2 separate regions of the Homo sapiens genome follow, and region 2 is linked to region 1. Evidence: chromatin loops called from intact Hi-C (ENCODE). Cell type or tissue: B cell. All regions are shown on one strand. Links, peaks and the distances in the headings refer to the core of each region. The heading gives the core; the rest is flanking DNA.

What was found. Peaks named below come from ENCODE experiments on the same cell type or tissue, not always from the same donor. Only the 100,000 strongest peaks of a DNase experiment are listed, where the experiment ranks them.
Region 2: a loop joins it to region 1, with 2.1 times the contacts of the local background. A loop is called at or near these places in 3 of 110 quality-filtered maps.

The regions. Positions count from the first base shown.
Region 1 is chr2:85,987,161-86,003,357 of GRCh38, forward strand. LOC105374843 (a long non-coding RNA gene) reads right to left here and starts at 10,918. Exons shown (of 3, transcript XR_940318.3): 1 at 10,811-10,918; 2 at 10,271-10,481. RefSeq lists a cis regulatory region at 6,718-7,231 and enhancers at 6,972-7,161, 7,202-7,381. In B cell, for the core only: no CTCF peak of the experiment used is centred there; DNase peaks (open chromatin) are centred at 7,031 and 7,851; H3K4me3 peaks cover 373 bases; H3K27ac peaks cover 1,059 bases.
Region 2 is chr2:85,850,286-85,858,285 of GRCh38, forward strand. All of the region lies in intron 3 of ST3GAL5 (ST3 beta-galactoside alpha-2,3-sialyltransferase 5), which reads right to left. Among named protein-coding and RNA genes, the nearest start is that of ST3GAL5, 35 kb to the right of the region's middle. RefSeq lists enhancers at 3,162-3,301, 3,312-3,411, 3,782-3,911. In B cell, for the core only: no CTCF peak of the experiment used is centred there; DNase peaks (open chromatin) are centred at 1,326, 2,004, 3,096 and 3,756; H3K4me3 peaks cover 3,999 bases; H3K27ac peaks cover 6,000 bases.

The DNA of each region.
Region 1 (16,197 bases), core at 3,219-11,218:
CAAGCTCCATGGTCGAATTCCAGACCCAGGGCTCCCTCCCAGGCAGGCTGCTCACATTGGGCTCCCCAGAAGGTGACGCCAGGACAAGGATTTGTGTGCAAGTAGTTTTTAAAGAAGGGATACCAGGAGTGGGGAGTGGGACAAGGAAGGGATAGAAGGGAAGAGACAGAAGCCTATACGGGGGTGCTAATAAGTGGGTTCCCACTAAGTTACAGAGGCCCACCTGGGGGCACCTCTGGGAGAGGACAGGGAATGTTCCTCAGAGTTTTCCACCTGAGGGGAGAGGGAGGGACAATTTATCCTGCCATGCTCCCCAGCCTGCCAGCCCACCCCACAGTGAGCCCTGAGTTGGAGGTCCTGGTGGCTGTGGGAGACACCCTTGTGCACTCCTGGACAAGGTGCCAATTCCAGAAGTCCCAGTGCCCTGCCTTATCCAGGAATGGCCAGCTCTGCACTGACAGTGGCACTGAACCCAAAGTTCACAAGGGGAGATTCTGGAGTTGGCCAAACCTGGGTTCAAATCCTGGCTCCAGCTGTGTGACTTTGGCAAGTTACTGGATTTCTCAGCATCCCCTAACAACCTAGAGGCAACAATTTGGGTTGTTGCGAGGGTCCCCTGATACTCCCCTCTGAGATCTTCCCTGACACTCAGCTAACTCAGCATCTGCCTCCCCCACCCCTGTCTTGCATCTGCCTGGCTCTGCACACACATATAAAACATAAATTTCCCAGAGACCCAGCCTCAATCTACTTGAGAAGATCTGGGAAGAGAGTCTCGAGCTGCCACAGGGGACATAAAAACAGGCAAATTGCCTCCAGACACAACGCCAGCCTGGAGATCCCCAACAGGCAGGAGCTGACGGTCCACTGCCGGGCAGAGGGAGGATGGTTGACAGGCCTTTTATGCTCATTTTTAATGACCTTTTTAAAAGTTCTGTTTTTGCTTTTGTTTTATAACATCCATCAGAAATAATAATGTTGTGCAAGTATACAATTGATGCAGAAGCAGATACACATATTAGGGAGTGTGCTCAAAAATATTTTATGAGTGCATAACCAAAAAACTTTGGAGACAACTGCAATCGATCCTCCTTTCTTGGCCTGGATAACGCATCTGGCCTTGCTTGCTCTTAACTCTCCCCACACCCTGCTCTGCTTGTCTCACTCTCTTCTCATAAATTATGTCTTGCGAAAATTCAGTCCCTGGCCTCTAAAAGTTTAGAAAGGAATCTGTTACATGTTACTTGTATGAACACCATGAGAAGCCAAATCCTGCCCCGTCCCAGCCTTGGATTATTTTTCCTGGGCCTCTCTCCCATCCCCACCTCCTGACCCATCTCCCACCTGTGCTCCAGCCAGACCACACCTTGGCAATCCTCCAGGCAGAGCCTCAGTGTCCCACCCCAGGCATTTCCACAAGGTGTGTCTTCTCCCAGCCCTGCAGGTCTTAATCGCCTCTGGCTCCAAAGCCCAACACAGACGCCGCATCTACCACAAAGCTTCTCTGGATCCTGAAACCACCAGGAGACACATCCTCTAGTGCTTCCTGGAAACTGTACCTGACATGTGCCCAGTGAGACCTGACACATGCTGCTTTGGGTCAGGACATGCTACATAACTTGTGGGGCTCAGTGCAGAATGAAACCGTGGGCACCCTGTTTAAAAAGGGAGAAAAAGGTGTTGCTGAAAGTGCTAAAATGTAAAGCTTTCTCCTTTCCTCCACGGTCTCTCTCTTTCGGCATGTCATCCTGTTTTTTGTTCTCTATTGACGTCCGTGCTCCATCAGGCACGAGGATACCAATATCAGTGCAGACCCTCACAGGCACCTGGGCCCCCACCCTCTACCCCGGAGCCCATAGACCACTGGCTGCCCTGATCCCCTCCCACTATAGCTGCTGGGTCAGCATGTTGAGTTATAGCTGCTGAGTCAGTGTGCTGGGCCGGGCATCTCCCTATTCCATGGGCCTGCTGCCCCAACCCATGGGGGACGGTAGACCCCCAGGGATATCACCATTTCTGCGCTGGGATGCTGGATCAGGGGTGAGCAAGAGGTCTACCCCTGCTGATTGACCCACCAAGCATAGTGTTAAGCTGCCCCCATGCCTTCCACACCTTAAAGAACTCACAGTCTTGGGTAGTATTTCTCAAACTCTGAGTACCATCTTCCCATATTTCGCTACAGGTACTATCATTTACTTAATACTTTTATTTTTTAGAAGGGGTCTCACTCTGTCGCCCAGGCTAGCGTGCAATAGTGCCATCATAGCTCACTGCAGCCTCAACCTCCAGGGCTCAGGCGATCCTCCCACCTCAGCCTCCAGAGTAGCTGGGACTACAGGCATGTGCCACCAGGTCTGGCTAATTATTAAACATTTTTTAGAGACAAGAACTTGCTTTGTTGCGCAGGCTGGCCTCAAACTCCTGGCTTCAAACAATCCTCCTGACTCAGCCTCCCAAAGTGCTGAGATGACAGGCATGAGCCACTGTGCCCAGCAAATACTTAATATTTTTCTTTAGAGTAACTAATTTTTTTACCTGCAGTAAGTTTGCTCCTAAGGGAGTCTATGTACCCCTGTGCAATTATCTTAATAGATGGAATGTGATAATCACATATTTTTCTAATGCACATCAAAATCAATACTAAACTATTAAAATGTTTAAAATGCCTGTTCACATATCACCAAACGGCATCTCGTGGGCCAGCCCTGGAATGAGCTGCCTTCAGGGAAACACTGATTATATTGAGGAGGTTTGACTTACACAATGTGCAAGGATAATTATAACATAAAGCAGGGCTGGTCATGTTTGAGACCAGTGTGAGGCCCTCACTTAAAAGGCCTCACGTTTGGGGTTTAATGCTCTGAGTTGATTATCTTGAATGTTTTTTACCCTGAGATGGAGTTTCGCTCTTGTTGCCCAGGCTAGAGGGGAATGGCAAAGTCTCGGCTCACTGCAACCTCCGCCTCCCAGGTACAAGCAATTCTCCTGTCTCAGACTCCCAAGTAGCTCAGATTACAAGCACCTGCCACCATGCCCGGCTATTTTTGTATTTTTAGTAGAGACAGTGTTTCACCATGTTGGCTAGGCTGGTCTCAAATTCCTGACCTCAGGTTATCTACCCGCCTTGGCCCCCCACAGTGCTGGGATTACAGGCGTGAGCCACTGTGCCTGGCTTATCTTGAAATTTTTAATGATTTTCTCTTTGAGTTTGTGTTTTGTGAGTCGATGAGAGGATGAGGCGTGTGCTGGTGGTTTGGGCCTTGGCTTACGTGCCATCATGCCTTCTGCACCCTTCCAGGATGGGGTCTAGAGCATCACAGTCAGTAATGAGCCAAAGCTGGGTGACTAAATGAACAAATCAACTAATGAAAACATGGACACCCAGGAGCCTGAGCTTCTCCTTTTAAAATTTTGTTAAGTAGGACTGTTACTGATTAACCAGTTCACTCAAGATTAATGTATACACATTTTAGAAAAAATGATTAAAGAAATTAATTCCTTTAAAATATGTAGGCGGTGGCTCACACCTATAATCCCAGTACTTTGTGAGGCCGAGGTGAGTGGATCACTTGAGGTCAGGGGTTCTAGGCCAGCCTGGCCAACATGGTGTTTGTGTCTACTACAAATACAAAAATTAGCTGGGCGTGGTGGCGCATGCCTGTAATCCCAGCTACTCGGGAGGCTAAGGCAGGAGAATCTCTTGAACCTGGGAGGTGAAGGTTGCAGTGAGCTGAGATCGCGCCACTGCACTCCAGCCTGGGCGACAGAGCGAGGCTTTTTCTGAAAATAAATAAATAAATAATAAAATAAAAGATATAGAAGCTTGTTTTGGAATAACCTGCCTGCCCACTTTTTTGGGGCCTTTTTCTGACCAGGAAGTTCAGGCATGTGACCTGGAGACAAGCAAATGTACCACGTGATGTGAAGTGAACTCTCAGCCAGCCTTGGGCTTCCTTAGCCTGGGGACTGCATCCTCCAGGTGGTCTGAGATGACACTCTGTGACATGCATTTCTCAGGGTTTACCTTGTAGGGCTATGTGACTAGCAACTAGCAAGTCATACCCTTGGGAGGCCCTGGGTGAATACATGGCCAAATATTTATCATCAAAAGTTGCCAGCCCTTAGAGAAATGGCCTCCGTCTTCATCTTTCAATCAAATGTCACTTTATCAAACAACAGAGCCACAACATTTTTAAAAGGACAAAGACTGAAACGTCACCCATGACAAACATTTTGGAAACAAGATTTTCTAAAATGGAGAAAATAGAGGAACACATAGTTCGTGGTCATAGGCTGGCCACACCACCTGCCACTTCATTAGTCTTTGCCTGGGGACTTTTTGTTTCCTGATAATCATTAATATATATTTTTATGGGTTGTTTACTGGCTACATTTAATAGATGACAAAAAGGACAGTCTGAATATGTTGTTTTCCATCAACTGGAACATACCACTCACGTTTTCCGTATTTTGTATGAGAATCTTCATTCTGAAGTTTTGCAGTAAGCATTTTGAGTGAATGGACACATTTTAGGACTGACCACATAAATCAAGAGATGGATGTACATTCTTATTTCATTTTATTTTTTAGTTTTTAATTTTTTTTAGACAGAGTCTTACTCTGCCATTCAGGCTGGAGTGCGGTGGCAAGATCTCAGCTCACTGCAACCTCTGCCTCCCAGGTTCAAGCAATTCTCCTGCTTCAGCCTCCCGAGTAGCTGGAATTACAGGTGCGCACCACCACACCTGGCTAACTTTTTTGTATTTTTAGTAGAGACAGGGTTTCACCATGTTGGCCAGGCTGGTCTCAAACTCCTGACCTCAAATGATCCACCTGCCTCGGCCTCCCAAAGTGCTGGGATTACAGGTGTGAGCCACCATGCCCGGCCAGCATTCTTATTTTAGAAGTCAAAAATTCACACATCATTTTGCTTTCCAGATACACTCGGTGTTTCCAGTTCTTAGTACATTCTTCCAGATTTCGTCTGTGTTTCTGTGCAAGTGTGTGGCCAAGTGTGCGCATACCCACACTGTGCTGTCTGTTACTCACTGTGCCTCTTTCACTTGACTCTACCTGGGACATCTTTTCTCGTCAGTTCATAAAAATCTGTCTGATGAGAGGACTTTTTAAGATGACTCATCAGGCCAGGCGCAGTGGCTCATGCCTGTAATCCCAGCACTTTGGGAGTCTGAGGCAGGTGGATCACCTGAGGTCAGGAGTTCGAGACCAACCTGGCCAACATGGCGAAACCCCGTCTCTACTAAAAATACAAAAATTAGCTGCGTATGGTGTCAGGCACCTGTAATCCCAGCTACTTGGGAGGGTGAGGTAGGAGAATTGCTTGAACCTGGGAGGCGCAGGTTGCAGTGAGCTGAGATCGTGCCATTGCACTCCAGCCTAGGCAACAAAAGTGAGACTCCATCTCAAAAAAAAAAAAAAAAGACGACTCATCAGACACATTTTTGGGTCAGGCTCAAATGAAGTTCATGATTGCAAGGGTATTCTAGACTGACCCAAAGATTTTCTCCCCAACACCAAAAACTGGAAAACAGCCTGACAGTCATTAATTCCTGAGGGAACAGCTGACTCTTCTGAGACCATCTACTCTCTGCCCACAACCTCTCCTGCATACCCCAGCTGTGGCTCTGCTATTCATCCCAAATGTCCTGGCCAGGCCCACCCACTTGGCCAAAAAGTTGACTTCCCAGCCAGACCTGGTTGATCAATTGGCCACTATCCTTACAGGAAAAGTCTGAGTTATGAGAAAAAAAAAACTAATTTCTTCCAAAATATAAAAAGAAAACTGCATGATCAAAGTGAATAAATGTTTAATTAAATGCCTGCAAAGTGGAACACTATGTCAGCTTCCTTAATTGATACATTCAGTATTTTTAAAAATTTCATTACATTTGCAAAACAAATTGAAAGTAGCATTTCCTCCTTTGCAAGAATTCTTGAGGAGTGTGTGGTGATTGCCAAGAAATAACAAGTTGCTCATGTACTATTATTTTAAAAAGAAAAATTATCAAAACCATTTAAAAATATTTTGCAATATTAAAAATACACATGATCCTGATCTGATCACTATACATTAAATGTATCAAATCATCACTATGTATTCCATAAATATGTGCAATTATTATGTGTCAATTAAAAATAAACAAATAAATAATACACATATGTGTGCATATATGTGTATATACATACATATACTCAGTGTGGGCTGTTTGATGTGTTATTGGAACAAGGTCTTTAAAAGTAAGCTGAGGGGCACTTTGGGAGGCTGAGGCAGGCGGATCACAAGGTCAGGCAATCGAGACCATCCTGGCTAACATGGTGAAACCCCCTCTCTACTAAAAATACAAAAAATTAGCCGGGCGTGGTGGTACGCGCCTGTAGTCCCAGCTACTCGTGAGGCTGAGCTAGGAGAATCACTTGAACCCAGGAGGCGCAGGTTGCAGTGAGCCGAGATCATGCCACTGCACTCTAGCCTGGGTGACAGAGCAAGACTCCATCTCAAAAAAAATAAAAAAAAATTAAAAAATTAAAAAAGAAGCTGAGGGGCTGGGCGTGGTGGCTCACGCCTGTAATTACAGCACTTTGGGAGGCCATGGTAGATTAATCAGTTGATGTCAGTAGTTCCAGACCAGCCTGACAAACATGGTGAAACCCTATCTCTACTAAAAATACAAAAATTAGCTGGGCATGGTGGAGGGCACCTGTAATCCCAGATATTGGGAAGCTAAGGCAGGAAAATCACTTGAACCCAGGAGGCAGAGGTTGCAGTGAGCCCAGATCGCGCCACTGCACTCCATCCTGCGTGACAGAGCAAGACTCCATCTCAAAAAAAAAAAGTAAGCTGAGGGCTCAAGGGCCACACAGGTCTTCAAGAGGCCCAGCCCGGGATCCGCACACCCGAGAACCCTGTGCTGAGTCAGGATCCCCTTCTGTGGACACAAGATAGGAGTGGTGCTGTCAAGAGGAAGTTCTAAAAATAGACCCTAACATGTAGGGCAGAATATTAGTGGTTCTGAGAACTAGCAGAATCAGAGGCAGAAATGAGACATGTGACCAAAATGAAACCCCACAGCCCAAAGGGTATCTCCCTGGCTCCCCTGGGCCCTCTAGAAAAACTAGCAAAAAACTAGAAAAGCTAGTAAAACTCTTATCATTGGAGCCAGTGGCATTATTGGCCTCTATCCCCACTAAAATGTGAGTAACTTCAAAAGAAAATGCTCTTTTTTTCTTCCTCCAAAAACTTAAAGTGTAACATGTATAAAGAGAATGCATCTTTTTTTTTTTTTTTTTAAGACAGAGTCTTGCTCTGTTGCCCAGACTAGCATGCAGTGGCACAATCACAGCTCACTGCAGCCTCGACCTCCTGGGCTCAATCGATCCTCCCACCTCAGCCTCCTGAGTAGCTGGGACTACTTCCCTAGGGGTCCTAAGGAACCCACCCAGGGGTGTGCTGGGCAGTGTGTAACCACAGCTCTCTGAAAACAAAAGCCCTTAAATCCCTGATGGGTAGAATTGCCAGTTCTCATGGTGTCCCTACTCCCACCATGGTGACCAACATGAAGGTGTGGACGTGGAACTGTGAGGAGAGGAGCATGGTCAGCTTTTTTGAGCTGGTATGAGCTAGCTTCAGCACATCACTGCATCCCCCAGATGTGAAATCTGAGGAGTAAATATCCAGGAATTCAGAGAAATCCTGGGAAATTGGGCACGTCTTTCCTTTCTCAATAGTTCCCCAAAAGATGAGAGGAGCATCCCTGGCTGCAAATCAGGTAAGTTCCTCTCAGGGTGCAGCTGACCCTGATTCCCACCTTGAGTCCCTTTTGCAATGGGGAGGAAGTGAGAGCAGTGGCTCTACCCAAACCAAAGCTTGGGGGTGTCGCACCTTGGGTGGGACTGGCTCCACAGTGTACCAGCTGTGTGACCCCGGCTGAGTCTCCCTGACCTCCGGTTGTTTCTCTGCAGAATGAGTGGGCACAAGGAGGATGAAGAGGGCTCGGGGCACCGCCTGGCATGGATGATGCCATCTGTCAAGGAGAGTCACTGGTAGTGTTTGAGTCCTTAAGCGCACTCACTCCAGGGGAAATGGTGAAGTGGATGGCCATTGTCCTGGGAATCTTTGGGACTGTACATGACGATCATTGGGGCTCTTTTGTTTTTCTAGCCCATCAATGACTGACTTCAGACCCAGCAGAATAAGAAAGCCTTAAACTAGTAGCTTTATGTTCTTTTTCTGGATCTTCCTCTAAATTCTGCAAAGTAAGTGGCAGTGATCCATTTTATAGATGAAGAAACTAAGGCCCAGAGAGGCAATATCATGTCTGGCCTTGCTTCTCTGTGACTTATTTGACTTCTTCCTTTGGAGACCCTGAGAGCCAGGCAAACGTTCTCTAGGACAGACAGGCAGGAAGGTCAGAGGTGGGGGTGGAGGCACTGCTTCCACCCCACCCCCTGCAGAAGAGGCAGGAGTCAGCTGGGACAGAAGGGGCAGACCTGTGAGAGGCCTAATTACGCATCCTCTTTCCTGCCCTCCCTGTGGCATCTTTCCTGTTCCTTGGGAAACACTCTAAGATGGACATAGGTGGGCAGACAGTTTATTGTGTGCCCTGGAGTCAGGACACACAAGGAGAAGGAGGGAGTGGCGGTGGGAGAAACTGGGCTGTGATACAGTCCCAACAAAGACCTTGGCCAAGCCCTGGAGGAGCGCTGGAGCTGGGCTGGACGCTGACAGCTGCCCTGAGTTGGGACAAGAGTACCTGGCCTTTATGCCTTTATATTGACCAGTCATTGGATTTGGGCTGAATTGCTCCCAAAGAGGGCTTAGCTGAGGGACAACCACTGGGGTGCAGGCCCTTCAGTCCTGGAGGAGTCTGGGTAGCACCATGCCTAGTCCAAGTGGAACCGGTGTCTCCACGAGAGGCAATTTCCCTCTGAGTCTTGGAGGCCACATTCCTGAGAGAGAGAGTGTCATGACCCCACTCACTTGTCTGACCCAAGCTACCCAGGTCAAGGGGCACTGGCCAACCCATGGATTGACCAGTGTTTAGGTGAGGCATGCAAGAGTCTCCAAGCTAAATTAATTAATAAATTTAGAGACAAGGTCTCACTCTGTCACCCCGGCTGAGTCTTGTCATTCCTACAGGTGAATTGGTAGAGGAGGGACACAACCTGTTGGCTTCAGTGTGGGAAAAAGGTACAAAGAGGGCATGTGTCACCTGTCTGCCTCCCTCTCCCAGGTGAGCAGCTCCTGAGGAACGCATGCCTGGATTCGGGATCTCATATAGTGTCTGCCCTGGGAAGGCCCCCAACAGCTCCACCCTTTCCTGAAGAAGAGGAAGGAGGTGGGTATCTTTGGAGGCCCCAGTCCCATCTCATAGCACAGTACACAGGGGCATCTGCAGGACTAGAGGGACGGCTCCCCTGCCTCGCACCCCCTCCTCCCCACCCCATGAGAGAGGTGGGGCTCAAGAACCCCCACACAATGTCTTCATTGACACTTGTGGCCAAGTCAGCTTCTGGGTGCCATGGAAACCTCTCTTGGGAGCCCTGAGGGAAAGCAACAGCCCAGCCCTCCCACACTAAGCTCATTGTCCCCTGAGCAGTGAGAGCAGCCCCTTATCAGCCCCTTCCCAGGCCTGCAGATCCTGGCTTCCACCCCATCAGCAACATGAGCTTTCCTCTTGCCGGCCAGGCCTGGGGAGCTGGAGGGGTCTCATCAGTCACAGAATCCACCACCTGGGATCCTGTACTCCTTGGCCCCTTCCTTATTCCCCATGAAATCAAAGGCAGCCCCAGTAGTGAGGCAAGAGAGCTCATTTTTTAGTTGCACTAAAAATTTTTTTAGTGCTCATTTTTTAGCCCATTTTTTAGTTGTGCTGAGCCTTGAGAGTGGAGGGGGCACCAGGCAGAGAGAGGCCCCTCCCTCTGTTTGGGGCATACTTATGCCCTGAGCCAGCCACAGTGTCCCTCAGGCCTGCAGGAAGAAGGCCAGGCTCTGGAATAAATCCATCTGGGCCACCCCATGCCTGGTTCTGGCTTCAGGCTCCACTCATTCTTTTCTCCTCCCCCAAGTCCTGGAAACTTCCCCAGAAGTCCCTCCCCTGCCAGTCCCTCCCTTCCTTCTACCTCCCATGTCTCCTTGGGCCAAGGCCCATCTGCACAGATCCTGGCAGAATAAAGTCAGAGAATGTCAGGGCCAGAAGAGGCCTGAGAAATCAGAGCCCCGCATCTCTCTGCCATTCCATCCCCACTTACCATTTTATAGAGGAGAAGCTGAAGCTGGGTATGAGGAGGGACTTGCCCAAGATCACAAGCCAGGGCCTTCCCCTCCATTGGGCACCATTTCACCGGCCTCATGGGCTGCTTCTCCCTGCTCTGACCCAGAACTTGATCATCACAAACCAGGAGTATGCCAGGTCTTTGGAAGCAGTAAAACCTATAGAGATTGGAAGGCCCCGACCCAACCCTACCCAAAGTAGGGGTGTCAGCAACTAGAAAGAAGAAGGGCTCAGGATTACAGCACCTCCTCCCTTCAGCTGTCTGTCACCCAGGTGTCCCCATAACGACTCCCTCCACAGATACCCAGATGGCCAACAAGGGCAGCTCCCTTGAAACAAATGTCCCCCGAACTCCTCAGCCCCAGGAGGGAGGGGCCGTTGGGATGGGCAGCCCAGAGAGCCTGGGCTTTGCACCCAGAGCTAAGCGAGCTCAAATCCCAACTGGGCCACCTGGGACAGGTTATGCAGCCTCCCTATCACCCTCTGTAGAAGGAGAATCACAAAAAATTCTACCCACCTTATAGGGTTGCTGTAAGGATTTTGCAAGATATTGGATAGAAAGTTTCACACAACACTGGGCACAGAGAACACAGAGTGAACAGATGGTGTTGCTGTTCTCATCTATGACGACCTTTTACCCTTAGAACTCTGGGCACCAAGTTAGGGGTGGGGTGCCGGGTGGGGAGGAGTGCCAGGGAGCCAAGGGGAGGCCCTTAAGTGACGCTCAGAGAGGTCCTGACCTTCCCCAAAGCAGGAGTCCTTGGCCCAAGGGAGAATGAGTTTCGGACAGCCATGTGGCCCCCAGTAAGGGGCCCCCTAACATTCCATTTGGGCTTTAACAGGGGGTGGCCTGGAATGTCCAAGAAAAACAATCTGGTTATTCTGAGTGAAATTACAGCCTGGCTAAGGCAGGCTGGGTCTGCTTTAAATTAAACATAGCATTTCTGAGATTCTTTTCATCTCCTTGCCACTGCGGGTTAGCGGAGACATTACCTCACCTCACCTTCCACTCTGAGGTGGGAGGCCGACAGGGTGTGGGCCTGGGGGTGGGGACGAGAGAGGGAGGCCGGAGAGCCCACCAAGGGGGGCCAGGGGTCCCTCCTCACTCCAAGAGCTCAGGCTCTCACTGGGGCTGGGAGCAGTGGCTGTGTGGGGAAGAGGCGCACCCATGCACAGCCCACTCCATCCTTGGCATTTAGCAAAGGAATGACAGCACTTTCAAATACACTGCTTTCCTAGGAGCCCTTGGGGAAACTGGGTTGCGGTTTCACAGGTCCAAGGTCAGTCCCTTTCTTGCTCCCTGTCCCACACTTAGGTGCTGGGTGGCCGCGCCTGCGAGCTCCTCAGAACTCCAGGGTGTTTTCGCTCAAAAACAGATGGAGACACCAGTTTCCTCACTGAGTGGTTTTGGTTGGGGGTGGAGTTCCCTCCTGGCTTTGGAAGTTGCTTTTGGCCAGCTTTGCCTGCCTGTGGAGTCCTAGAAAATTCCACAGTGCTGCAGTCGGGTAGACCCGAGTGTGAGTCCCGCCTCCCAGGATAAGGTTCACCTTATCTTACTCAGATCCTGAATCCCCTCTTCTTTAACATGGGGAAGGAGACAGGGTTATGGGTTAGATGAAATTAAGCATGTTTGAGGTTCTTGTTTTAGATGAAGTACACCCAAAATTCTTTGGTTATAAGTTTCTATGAAACTTGAGGAAGTTTCTATTTCTTATAACCAAAGAATGTTGGGTATACTTGAAACTTGAAACTTTGGGTATACTAGAAACTTGAGGAAGTTTCTATTTCTGCCTTGTGTAAAACGGAAATTTTTTTTTTTTTCTGAAATCAGGGTACTCTCATGGAAACAGGCTGCAAAACCTCTCAGAGAATTGGAATCAGGAATTAGGAAAGGGATTTGCAGTTTCTCTCCCTCTGTCTCTGCCTGTTCTCGGGTATTTGCTTCCCTCAGGGCCTCAGTGGTAGGCTCCTGTCTGTACAAACCATTTACTCAGAGCCCCAGCCTTGGCCTGACATCATTTCCTCACGCTGGGTCCATGGTTAGAGCTCAGTGAAAGACAGCAGGTTTCTGTTGTGCTGCTTGGTTTTGCACATCAATATTAGCATGCTGAAGATTTCGTTTGTCCCTCCAGACCCACTCGCTCTCCTTTCTTCTCCACCTTGCCCTGATCCTGGGACTGGCCTGTAGGAACCACGTCAACTGAGCTCCCGCACCTTCTGGGTTCTGGTTGAGTTCAGCCCATCGTGGCCAGCAGCAGGGAATAGGAGGGCAGGAGGAAAGAGCCATCCTGGCACTTACTGTTCTCCCTCTTTGCCATGGGGGGTGGCTTGGTGGTGAAGTGTCTGGTTCCTCTACTGAAGGCCATGGCACACTTTCCAGCAAGCCCCTCCTTTGGCTATAGCTCTGTCTGCGTTCTTTTGTTGTTATTGGTTTTTTTGCTTGTTTGTTTTTTGTTTTTTGTTTTTTTTTTTTGAGACGAAGTCTCACTCTGTTGCCCAGGCTGGAATGCAATGGCACTATCTCAGTTCAGTGCAACCTCCGCCTCCCAGGTTCAAGTGATTATCCTGCCTCTGCCTCCCGAGTAGCTGGGATTACAGGCGTGTGCCACCACATCCAGCTAATTTTTGTATTTTTAGTAGAGATGGGATTTCGCCATGTTGACCAGGCTGGTCTTAAACTCCTGACTTCAACCCACCCACCTCGGCCTCCCAAAGTGCTATCTCTCTGCATTCTTGATGCCACGTTCCCGCCTTGGTCCTTCACGCTTAGGGTGGTGATGGCTCCCCACTGTTACTATCCCAGAGGTGCTGCACCATCCTTGTTCATTTTTTTCCATCTTGCCCATGTCTGCTCACTGTATTCTCTCCAGTGACTGAGCTGTAACTTTGAATTGCCATCTCTCTCCTGCTGGGACTCTGACTGATGCAATAAGATCAAGGGGAAGTCAGCTTTGTCTCTTTGCCCCACCTCCCACTCCGGCTCCCATAGGAAGTGGATGAAGAGCTCTAGGTTTGAGATAAACATTAGCAATAAGATAGAACTGAGCAGATACCCGTTATTCTGCTAGAGTGAAAAAGAATGCACGTGCACTGGGTGGAGTTACTTCTTTTGTAAAAAACTTCATTTTCCCGGGAGAATGTGACCACTGGGAAGAGGCAGAAATACGCTATCAATTTGGTCAGGGCTCTCTCTTTTTCTGGGCACACAGATGCCTAAAATTTCAGCATCATACAGGGTGTGGACAGAAAATATTTTTAAATTGTCAACTTCTAGGTATTTTTCACTCTCAAATTCATAGGATTAGTCACCGGAATCCCTGTCTTTTCCTTTCCTTTGGCAGTTTGGCTCATGGATATCTTGCTTTTGGCTTTGACTACTACAATAGCCTGTGACCCTGTCTCTGGTCTCTTTTTCCCTGTCTGTTCCACAGCCCTCTGTCAAGTTTGTCTTGGTTTGACCCAGGTCTATACATGTCAAGACCCAGATCAAAGCATTTTATGGCTTCCTGCTGAAGTGTCTGAACACTTCAGCCTGACATTCAAGGCTTCTGCAGCAGTCCTCAACTTTCTGGTCTACCTCCTATTTCAGGAACTTCCCACACCTGACAAATCAGATCTTCCTCACTGACCTTCCAACCCCTGCTCCCACTCTCTCCATCTGTTCTTCAACATGCCGTCCAAATCCCACATCCCAGCTAAGGCCTTCCCTGCCCACTCAGATGGAGGTGACTCCTCACGGTTAACCCCTGCCATTCTGAAGTGGGAGTGCTCAGAGATTAAGGAGGAAGAGCTGATGGAAAGAGAACCATATTCATACACCAGTTGCAGCCTCTGCACTGTCCTGTTTGGATATCATTCAGGGACACACAGAGGACCCTCTGTGCACCTCACTGCACAGATGCATAGCCAACTTCATCCCAAAGGAGCTAAGGGGAGACCCTGTGGCTCCAGGCAGTGTCACCTTCTCTTCAGGCCTCTCCATTACCTGGTTTTGTCCTCTGGCTTCATCATGTGATGGTGCCGGTCACTCTCTCTTGACAGAAAAATCTGGGGCCCCAGGTTGTGTCATCTGAGTGCTTGGATCAAAGGGTAAGACAGGGGACCTTAAGCAAGTATCAGGAAGAACTTCACCCAGGAGGTGCCTTCACAGCACAATCTGCCTATCTTCAGATGGGGAGTCCTGACCTGGCCTTGTGAATGCTGTGGGACCCCAGGCCTCCTTTTGCCCATATAGAAAGTCCAAGTCTTTGCTGCTTTTGAGGTTAAGCATCAGTTGGTTTCAACTATCTTTGGCTACACACACACACACACACACACACATACACACACAGAGCTTTGAGGATTCATAATACTTTTGCTCATTCAATCTTGAGTTGCAATTGCTTTGACCATAGCAACAGAGTCCTCCATAACAAAGGCCTTTACAACATTTTAACAGTGAATATAATGCAATTAATTTTTTGCAGCAATTAATTACACATGCGTTAAGAAACCATAAACTTGTAGATTTCTGTCTCTCCCTGGGAAAATTCTAGAATGGTTCATTAAACATTAGGTTGTGACTACATAGAATATAAATTAGAAATAAGAAGAATTTAAATTGGAATATTTTTAAGTTAAAAGAAAAAATACAAATCATTGGAAGCCAATATATTTTCTAAGAATATATCATGTCAAATTAATCTCATTTTCTTTTCTCGCAGAGTCAACAAGCTGATCTGTTAGAGATTTACTATAGATATAGATTTGAAGAATTTTAGGTGAAATGCATTGGTTTCCACAAAGCACATAGGAATCCTCTCATAAAAGCTGTGATAGTCATTACAGTGGTGCATAGATAATCAGTTTTTCCTCCTCTCATCCCCATAGTAAGGTTGTATTTTCTTGCCTTCTTTGAAGTTAGATGCTATCATGTAATCTGCTTTGGCCAATGAAATGTGAGTGGAAGGACACCCCATGATGAATGAATCAAGGTACCAGGTAATTCTTGGATGAACACTCACAGACAATAAATGAAGCCACGCCTGGGCAGCATTATCAGTCCCTCCAAAGGGCAGGCTAAAGAGAGAAGAACCTTTCAAAGTAAATAATGGCAATGACTTTGGAAACAAAGAGGTGTTAATCAGAAGAAAGTGCTTGAAGTGACACAAGTCAGCCTTCTGGGTGAGACGTGGGGCCCAAGCATAGACACATCAGAATCAGGGTGGTCAGAGCCAGGAGGCATGACACCACGGTCTGTCTGGTGGCTGGCTCTGTGACCTTGGCCAGTTCATACCTTTGAGCCTCTGCCTCCTTCCCATATGTGACTGGGGGCTCGATGAGGGGTAAGTACATTTAGAGAGAAAAGCTGCCAATAACTTTTCCATCTCTGTGGATATTGAGAGTCACCTTGGATTAGATCTTGGTTGTCTTCTCCCCCTGAACCTTACTGGCCACTCTGAATTGTGCAAAAACAAAAAAAGGGGCCCCTATTGCCACAGGGCCAATGTATAGTAGGAGCCTTGGCAGCCAAGCAAGATCTGTTTCACCCAGCACCCTCTGTATGCAGAGATGGCTGCCTGGGGGACAAGGAAGTTCCTGGGGAGGCAGAATTAAGACCCCCAACTGCTTCCCCTCTGAATATCACTGTCATTAGGACCTCCCTTGTGGATTGGAAGAGACCCTACTCAGGACATCATTATCGTGAAAGAAAAGGAGGGCAACAAGGCCTAGAGGATTGTGGGGAAAGGCTGCTCCTGGCCAAGTACAAGAACAAGTATAATAATGCCCTGGACACTCAGACACACACAACTTCTGCTGAGGCTGAGCATAGAAGGGTGAACTTGGAGTTCCTGCTCAGGAGGCTCCTGGGGAATCAGGCCAATGAGGTCATCACTGTAGAAGGGACAAAGCTGCAACATATGG
Region 2 (8,000 bases), core at 1-8,000, 140 kb before region 1:
ATCATTAGTATCTTCACTTTGTAAGAGGTCTGAGCTGGCCCAGCAAACCTGGCTCCTAAAACAACAGCCTCTACCTATAGAAATCAGCACACAAACACCACCATTGATAACAAATGTTTAAATACGAATTGGCATCTTCATGAGGAAATCAGCAGGAAAGCCAAGCAAGGAATCTGCCTTGACCCTGAGCCCCCGAATGGAGGGGCTCACCCCTGGCCAGGCCTGCCCAGCAGGTGATGCTCCGGGTGCTTAATGCCAAGCTGGTGGAAGCGGGACACACAGAGCGGCCACACACACTGCACATTCATCTCAAAACCCTAGGCCCGAAGGTCATGAATGGCAATTTTTAGAGACCTAAAGGCCTAACCCTCCACTAGAGAATCATATCCTAAGTATCTGGTTTTACAAATCTCCTAGGACAGAAAGGAACATCTGAGAAGTGGCAAGAGGGACCCGGAGAAGCTCACTGATGGCCACGGGACTAGAAAGAGGTGCGTGAGCGAGCTGGATGCTCGCCAGGCTGCCAGGTCTCCTCTTCAGAAGCTGCATCTGGAAAGGAGTGAAATTTCATTCCATTTCCATTCTCACCAAGAGGTTAATTTCAGGTTTCAAACTTAATTTTCTTCTTTTTTTTTCTTTTTTTTTTTTTGAGACAGAGTCTCGCTCTGTCACCCAGGCTGGAGTGCAGTGGCGCAATTTCAGCTCACTGCAACCTCTGCCTCCCAGTTTCAAGCCATTCTCCTGCCTCAGGTTCCTGAGTAGCTGGGATTACAGGCGTGCACTGACACACCCGGCTACTTTTTGTATTTTCAGTACAGACGGGGTTTCACCATGTTGGTCAGGCTGGTCTCAAACTCCTGACCTAGTGATCCACCTGCCTCCACCTTCCAAAGTTCTGGGATTATAGATGTGAGCCACCACGCCCAGCCCAAACTTAATTTTCTAGACTGTGGGTAGGGCACATTTCTCAGTAGTCACCTTCTGACTGTGACCCCTCCTGCGCCTAAGTGACAGTGGATGCAGTAGTAAATCCTGAGTGAGTTTCTACATGTCCTGGCAACGTCTAAAGCCACAGCAATTCCTTGTCCTCTTTTGTTTCAACTCGTTTAACAGATCTCCACTGATTGCCTGGAGACAGGGCTTTTTCTGTAGAGAGCTCACACAGAACTCCATCTCATAGCCACTCAGAACAGGAGGACCACATGGGCCATGTCCTCCACTCTGGGATGGTTTCTGTTCTTGCTTCAATGGTGCACAACCAGACATCATTGTCTTGGGGGCTTCCTCAGAGCTTGTCCCACATCTTTAAGTAAGTTGAACCGGCATCTGCTTCAGCTGCTCTCTTCCCCCTCCACTGCTTGCCCATAGCTCACAGCTCAGAAGAAAGTGCCTCAAGGCGAGTGCCGCACCTTCAGGAGCTGCAATGAAGAGAGGAAGCAGTGTGACTAGGCTGTGAGGACTCCAGAGCTCCCAGGAAGGCCTCAGAGGCGTCAGCTGGGGCCTGGGTGGCATTCATCCAGATGAGGCTCACTGGAAGCCAGGAGCTGGTGACTCTCTCGTAAAATACAAGAACTCCCGTTCGTCTTATATCCAGGGACAAAAATAAAGGTTTCAGTTTTTAACATCTTCCAGGCTGCGCTTGCAGGTTGCCCACAATTAAGACAAAGTAGACATCTGGTAGTGCCAATTGTTAATGCTGTGGCAGTGTGCCATAAAAACATCATGTGAAATTCACAGAAAGGTATTAAAAACAATCAAAGTAATTTTCCTCAGCAAAATCCCCACTTTCATTTCCACTCTGAAATCTTAAGGACAACCCTTCTCAGAAATACAAGTAAGTGGCATAATTCTTAGTAAAAGGCAATGTTCTATTGCACTTATTATTTTTTAAAAATCCGGAACAGGGCAGAGCATTCAGATTGAAAGAAAACTTGTGTCTGGCATTAATGAGATGTGGGAAGGAGCTCAATTCTGCCATGGATCACGTGATCTGGGGGCATCAGTGACCTTGTGGAACTTTCATTTCCCACACCTGTAAACTCTGGTGCTGGTCGCTTCTTCGCAGGTTGCTCTGATGCCCTAAGCATTTTGCCCAGTACCTGGCATGTGTGGAGACTTGTATGATATCACACAAGGACAATAACTGAGGGTCACGTTATTGACATATTTTACTCACATTTAAGTTATAACTCTTACCCAGTTAGAAGCAGAAAAAAATTTAAATAACCAAGTCATGGAAATAACACTACACTATAAACTCAACCAGTTGGTGGAAGCCTGGGGTGGGGTTGAGGGTGGGGACTGACTGCAGAGGGGCTCCGGGGAACTCGCTTGGGCCATGGGAATGTGCTAAAGCGGGATTGTGGTGACAGAGGCGTGGCTGCATAAGTTTTTAATACTCATCAAACAATGGGCTTCAAAGGATTAAATCTTATGTAGATTTCATCCCATCAACTGTTAGAAAAAAAAATAATCAGGAGATCTGGAGGCTGGACTCAGTTCTAGATTGATTTAACTAGCAGCGTCGTCTTTGTTAAAGCATTTCTCCCTAGGTCGAGGCTTCAGTTTTCTTACCTCTAAGATATCCCAGGAAGGCCTGGAAAGCGGGGAGCAGCACTAAGGAGAGAAAAGACTCGGTTTGAAGATGCTGGTGCCTGGGCTCACTGAATGCTTCAGCAGGGAGGGCCCTGCTTCCTTTAAAGGCACGGTGTAGGTCTGCAGAGTCCGAGAGAAGACGATGAAGAAGCGGCTGAGTCCATCTGGCCATAATTAACTGCACGCAATGCCATCCGCAGGGAGATAAGGTCTTTAGCTCTCAGAAAGGAGAGAGGGCCAAGTTCAAAATGCTGCTACTACACAGCCCAAACCGAAACTGACATCAACGTGCCCTCGTCTCTCTTAAAACATCTTTTGAGTGCAATTTCACATCTGAACCACACTTTCAAAGTGTCCAGGCATCCCTTCAGAGCCCACTGGTAGTCTTTTTAACAACTGGCACATTAAGGGACATATTTAAATAGAAAATACAAAACCCACAACTGCCACAGCCACACTTCCTCTGCTGCAGTAATGAAGGCGGGGACCAGCGTCACCAGACAATGCTCAAGTCTAGCAGGGCTGGCAGGGTCCCACTCACACTGTGGGCTGCTGAGTGGAACCAACAGAGCTAACAGGGCCCCACCCTTATGGCTCTGAGACCTTCTTCTGCCCATATACATCCACGATAATTCAAATTTGTCCACGTGCTCTTGTGGTAAGGATCAAATCTCCACTGACTGCCTGGAGACGGGATTTTCTTCATGGAGAGCTCACACAGAACTCCATGTCATAGCCACTCAGAACACGAGGACCACACGGGCCATGTCCTCCACTCTATTCTTGCTTCAGTGATGCACAAATTAAGGAGCTGCTTCGTGCTTAGTGTAGCATTCAAGGCCTTTTGCTATCTGGCCCTGTCTCATTTTCAGTCCCATATCCTGTGATCCCTCCTCCCCAAATCCTCAGTGATAGGCAACTCTTGCCATTCCTCTCATGTGCAAAGCATTCTGAGGCCTGCACTTCTGCACAAACCACCTCTTCTGCGTGGAAGGAAGCAGGATATCCTGTCAGGACCGTTTTGAAAAGTGGAGCATTTTAACAAGGTCAAAATGTTAAAAACCTACTTAAAAAAATTCTCTAGTAACACAATAAGACACCCTCAATTCCACCATAATTATAGCAGGCTTTCACTTTCTATTTTACTAGTTTCAAACTCACGGAGTTTTACAAACATGTTTGACTTACACAGCTGCCCCCCATTCCTTCCTCTTTCTCTATGAAAAATTACAGGGGACTTTCTCCTTTACTTATTTCCGTATTACTTGAATTTTTGGTGTTTTTTTTAAATAATTGAAAAAAGTAACCTTTTAGAAATCGCTCAGCACTGGGGTGACATGGTAGATGGACACTGTGGGCTGCTGCTCAGTTTTGCTTAAGTGGCTTTGGCTCCTTCTCCAGGCAGGTAGGTGTAGGACCAGGGAGGCCAACTCCCCCATCAGAAGTCCTCCCAACCCCCCTCGTCAGTGATTGGTCAGGAGTCCTCACTGAAGCCCATCAAGGAAGGGCATTGGCATCTATGAAGGCTACTATTGGTCCAGCCATGAGCTTAGGTCTAAAAATTGGCCCAGTAGCCTAATGAAAGGACTTACATTCCATGGTTCAGGGAGAAGGGGCAGGGAGCGGGTGCTGGGCTTTTCCCTGTCTACCAGTGGATGTTTAGGTTGAAGAGAACTATCAGTCCTGTTCCTCACATTAAACCTAAGGTGCATTACTGATGTACTCAAAGAATTACAAGTTATAACCGGATTTTCTGTACAATCTAGAGTTCACAGGTAATGGAAGATTACACTGTGATTCAAGTACTATCTCCCCTTCCCCCTGAAGTTGAATATATGTAAGTGCATATTAAGTAATGTAAGATGTTAAGCACACAGCCCCTGTCTCCCAAGACCTGGCCTGGAAAACAAGTGGGGAAGATGAACAGCTGAAATCCTACAATGATAAACATCAGGATTAAGGCATGAGGGGGCTCTCTCACACACACAGAGGGACGATCAGGGATAGCCTCTTAGAAGGGGTAACCGCTGAGCTGAGACTTGACTTAAAATACGAGTAACAGAAGGGCGAAGGGCAGGGAAAGGCTCTAGGCAGCAAAGAAAGAAAGAATGCAGCAAATAGAGGAAAGTTCTTTTCAACAAATGGTCCTGGGACAACTGGAGAACAACATGCAAAAGGATGACCTTGGACCCTGACCTCACACTGATATGGTTTGACTCTTTGTCCCCACCCAAATCTCATCTGGTAGCTCCCATAATTCCCATGTGTTGTGGGAAGGACCCAGTGGTAGATGACTGAATCATGGGGGCAGGTCTTTCCTGTGCCGTTCTTGTGGTAGTGAATGGGTCTCATGAGATCTGATGGTTTTAAAAATGGGAGTTTCCCTGCACAGTTTCTCTCTTTTGCCTGCTGCCATTCATGTAAGACGTGACTTGCTCCTCCTTGCCTTCTGCCATGATTGTGAGGCTTCCCCTGCCATGTGGAGTTGTAACTACAATTAAACCTCTTCTGTAAATTGCCCAGTCTTAGGTATGTCTTTATCAGTAGTGAAAATGGACTAATATACCATATACAAAAATTAATGCAAAACGAATCAAAGACCTAAATGTAAGAGGTAGTATGTTATAAACATACTAGAAGAAAACTTGGGACTAAACAATAGTTTCTTAGATATGACACCAAAAGCATAAATGACCAAAGGAAAAATAGGTAAATTGGGTTTCATCAGAATTAAAGACTTTTGTGCTAAAAATGATACCCTAAAGAAAGTGAAAAGACAACTTAGAGAGTGGAGAAAATACTTGGAAATCACATACCAGATATAGGGTACTGGTATCCAGAACACAGAAAGAACTCTTACAATTTAAGAATAAAAAGTCAAATAGCCCAATTAAAAATGGGCAAAGGATCTGAATGGGCATTCCTCCAAAGAAAACACACATACGGTCAATGAGAGCACATGGGAAAGATGCTCAGCATCATTAGCTATCAGCAAATCAAAACCACAATGAGATATCACTTAACATCTATCAGGATGACAGTAGTAAAAAAGGAAAGATAATAACAAATGTTGATAAAGATGCGGAGAAACTGAAACTCTGGTACCTTGCTTACAAGAATGTAAAATAATGCAACCATTTTGGAAAACAGCTTGGCAGTTCCTCAAAAAGCAAAACATAGTTACCATATGACCCAGCAACTATATTCCTAGTATATACATAAAAGAACTGAAAACAGGTACACAAATACTTACATACACATGTTCACAGCAGCATTATTCATAATAGCCAAAAGTGGACACAACCCAAATGTCCACTAACTGATGAATGGATAAACAAAATGAGGTATATCCATACAATGAGGTATTATCCAGAAATAATAATGAAGTACCGATACATGCTACAACATGGGTGTACCTTCAAAACATTATCCTAAGTGAAAGAATCCAGTCACAGGAGACCATGAAATGAATAACATGAAATGTCCATAATAGGCAAATCTATACAGACAGAAAGTAGATTACTGGTTGCCTAGGATTTGTGGGGAGGGGGAAATAGGGAGTGACTATGAATGGATATGGAGTTTCTTTTTGGGATACTAAAAACCTTCTAAACTTAGATCATGGTGATGGTTGCACAGTTCTGTAAATCACTAAAACCATAGTGTATTGCACAAAATCACTGCACTGTATCCCTTTTTTTTTTCTCAGTGTCTTGTTCTGTTCTGTTTTATGGGCTGGAGTGCAGTGGCATGATTATAGCTCACTGTAATCTCAAACTCCTGGGCGCAAGTGATCCTTCTGCCTTAGTCTCTGGAGTAGCTAAGACTACAGTTGTGAGACACCACACAAGGCTAATGTTTTTATTTTTAATAGAGATGATGTCTTGGTATGTTGCCCAGGCTGGTCTCAAACTCCTGGCCTCAAATGATCCTTCCTGCCTCGGCCTCCCAAAAAGCTGGGATTATAGACAGGAGCCACCATGCCTGGCTGTACTGTATGCTTTAAATGGGTGAACTATGTGGTGTGTTAATTATATCTCAATAAAAATGTTTTAAGGGCAGGGCATGGTGGCTCATGTCTATAATCCCAGCACTTTGGGAGGCTGAGGCAGGAGGATCACTTGAGTCACTTGAGTCCAGGAGTTTGCGACTAGCCTGGGAAACACGGTAAGACCCTGCCTCTACCAAAAAAAAAAAAAAAAAAAAAAAAAAAAAAATAGGCACGTATGGTGGTGCATGCTATAGTCCCAGCTACTCAGGAGGCTGAGGTGGGAGGATTGCTTGAGCCTGGGAAGTTGAGGCTGCAGTGAGCAATGATCGGGCCACTGCACTTCAGCCTGGGTGACAGCGTGAGGCCCTGCTGAAAAGAAAAGAAGCTGGGCTCAGTGGCTCATGCCTGTCATCCTAGCACTTTGGGAGGTTGAGGCGGGTGGATCACCCGAGGTCAGGGGTTTAAGACCAGCCTGGCCAACATGACAAAACCCCATCTCCATTAAAAATACAAAAATTAGCTGGGTGTGGTGGCACATGCCTGTAATCCCAGCTACTCGGGAGGCTGAGACAGGAGAATCACTTGAACCCAGGAGGTGGAGGTTGCAGTGAGCTGAGATCATGCCACTGCACACCAGCCTGGGAGACAGAGTGAGACTCCGTCTCAAAAAAAAAAAAAAAAAAGAGAAAAGGAAAGAAGAGAAGAGGTTTACCCAAGGACCTGTGAGGGGTTGAGTGTGCCTAAAATACATAGAGTTGGGACAATGGAGGTGGCACAAAAAGACTGGAGAGATCAGTAGGAACCAAGTCATGAACGGTCTTCTGGGCCAGACTAAGGAGTCTGGGTATTTTCCTGAAGGTAAAGGAGAGGCACCAAAGAGTTTTAAGGAGGGAAGCAATATATTAGATTCAAATTGTAGAACACGACTACTCCGGCCACAGTGGGGCATGGCTGGATGCAGGAAGGCAGGTGAGAAGACACACAACCAGGGAAACAGGAAGAGCAGGTGACTCTAAAGGGCAGCCCTCGCTCACTACACCTTTCCTTAGAATGCCACGTACTATGTATTTTTACAGACATAGTCCCTACTCTCAAGTAACTTATACTTTAGATGGCAGGATGAGAGGCTCGTATGAATTAGGATAATACCGATGGAATGTGGCAAGCTTCAGAGGAGCTTGGAAGTAGCAGTGAGGTTCAGTCTGAAAGTCACTGAGTTGGGGACTGGTTAGGCTGCATGCAGGTGTTCTTTGAGAGCCTACCGTTTGAGACAACTCCACCCAGAATTCAGAACTTTGAAAGCCCCAGGTTACGAAACCAGCCTCCATCTTCCAGTCAGGCACTGGCAAATTGCTGAGAACCACAGAATCTCAGACCTGGAAGGGATCAGAAAGGCCCCTGAGCCCCTCCCTGT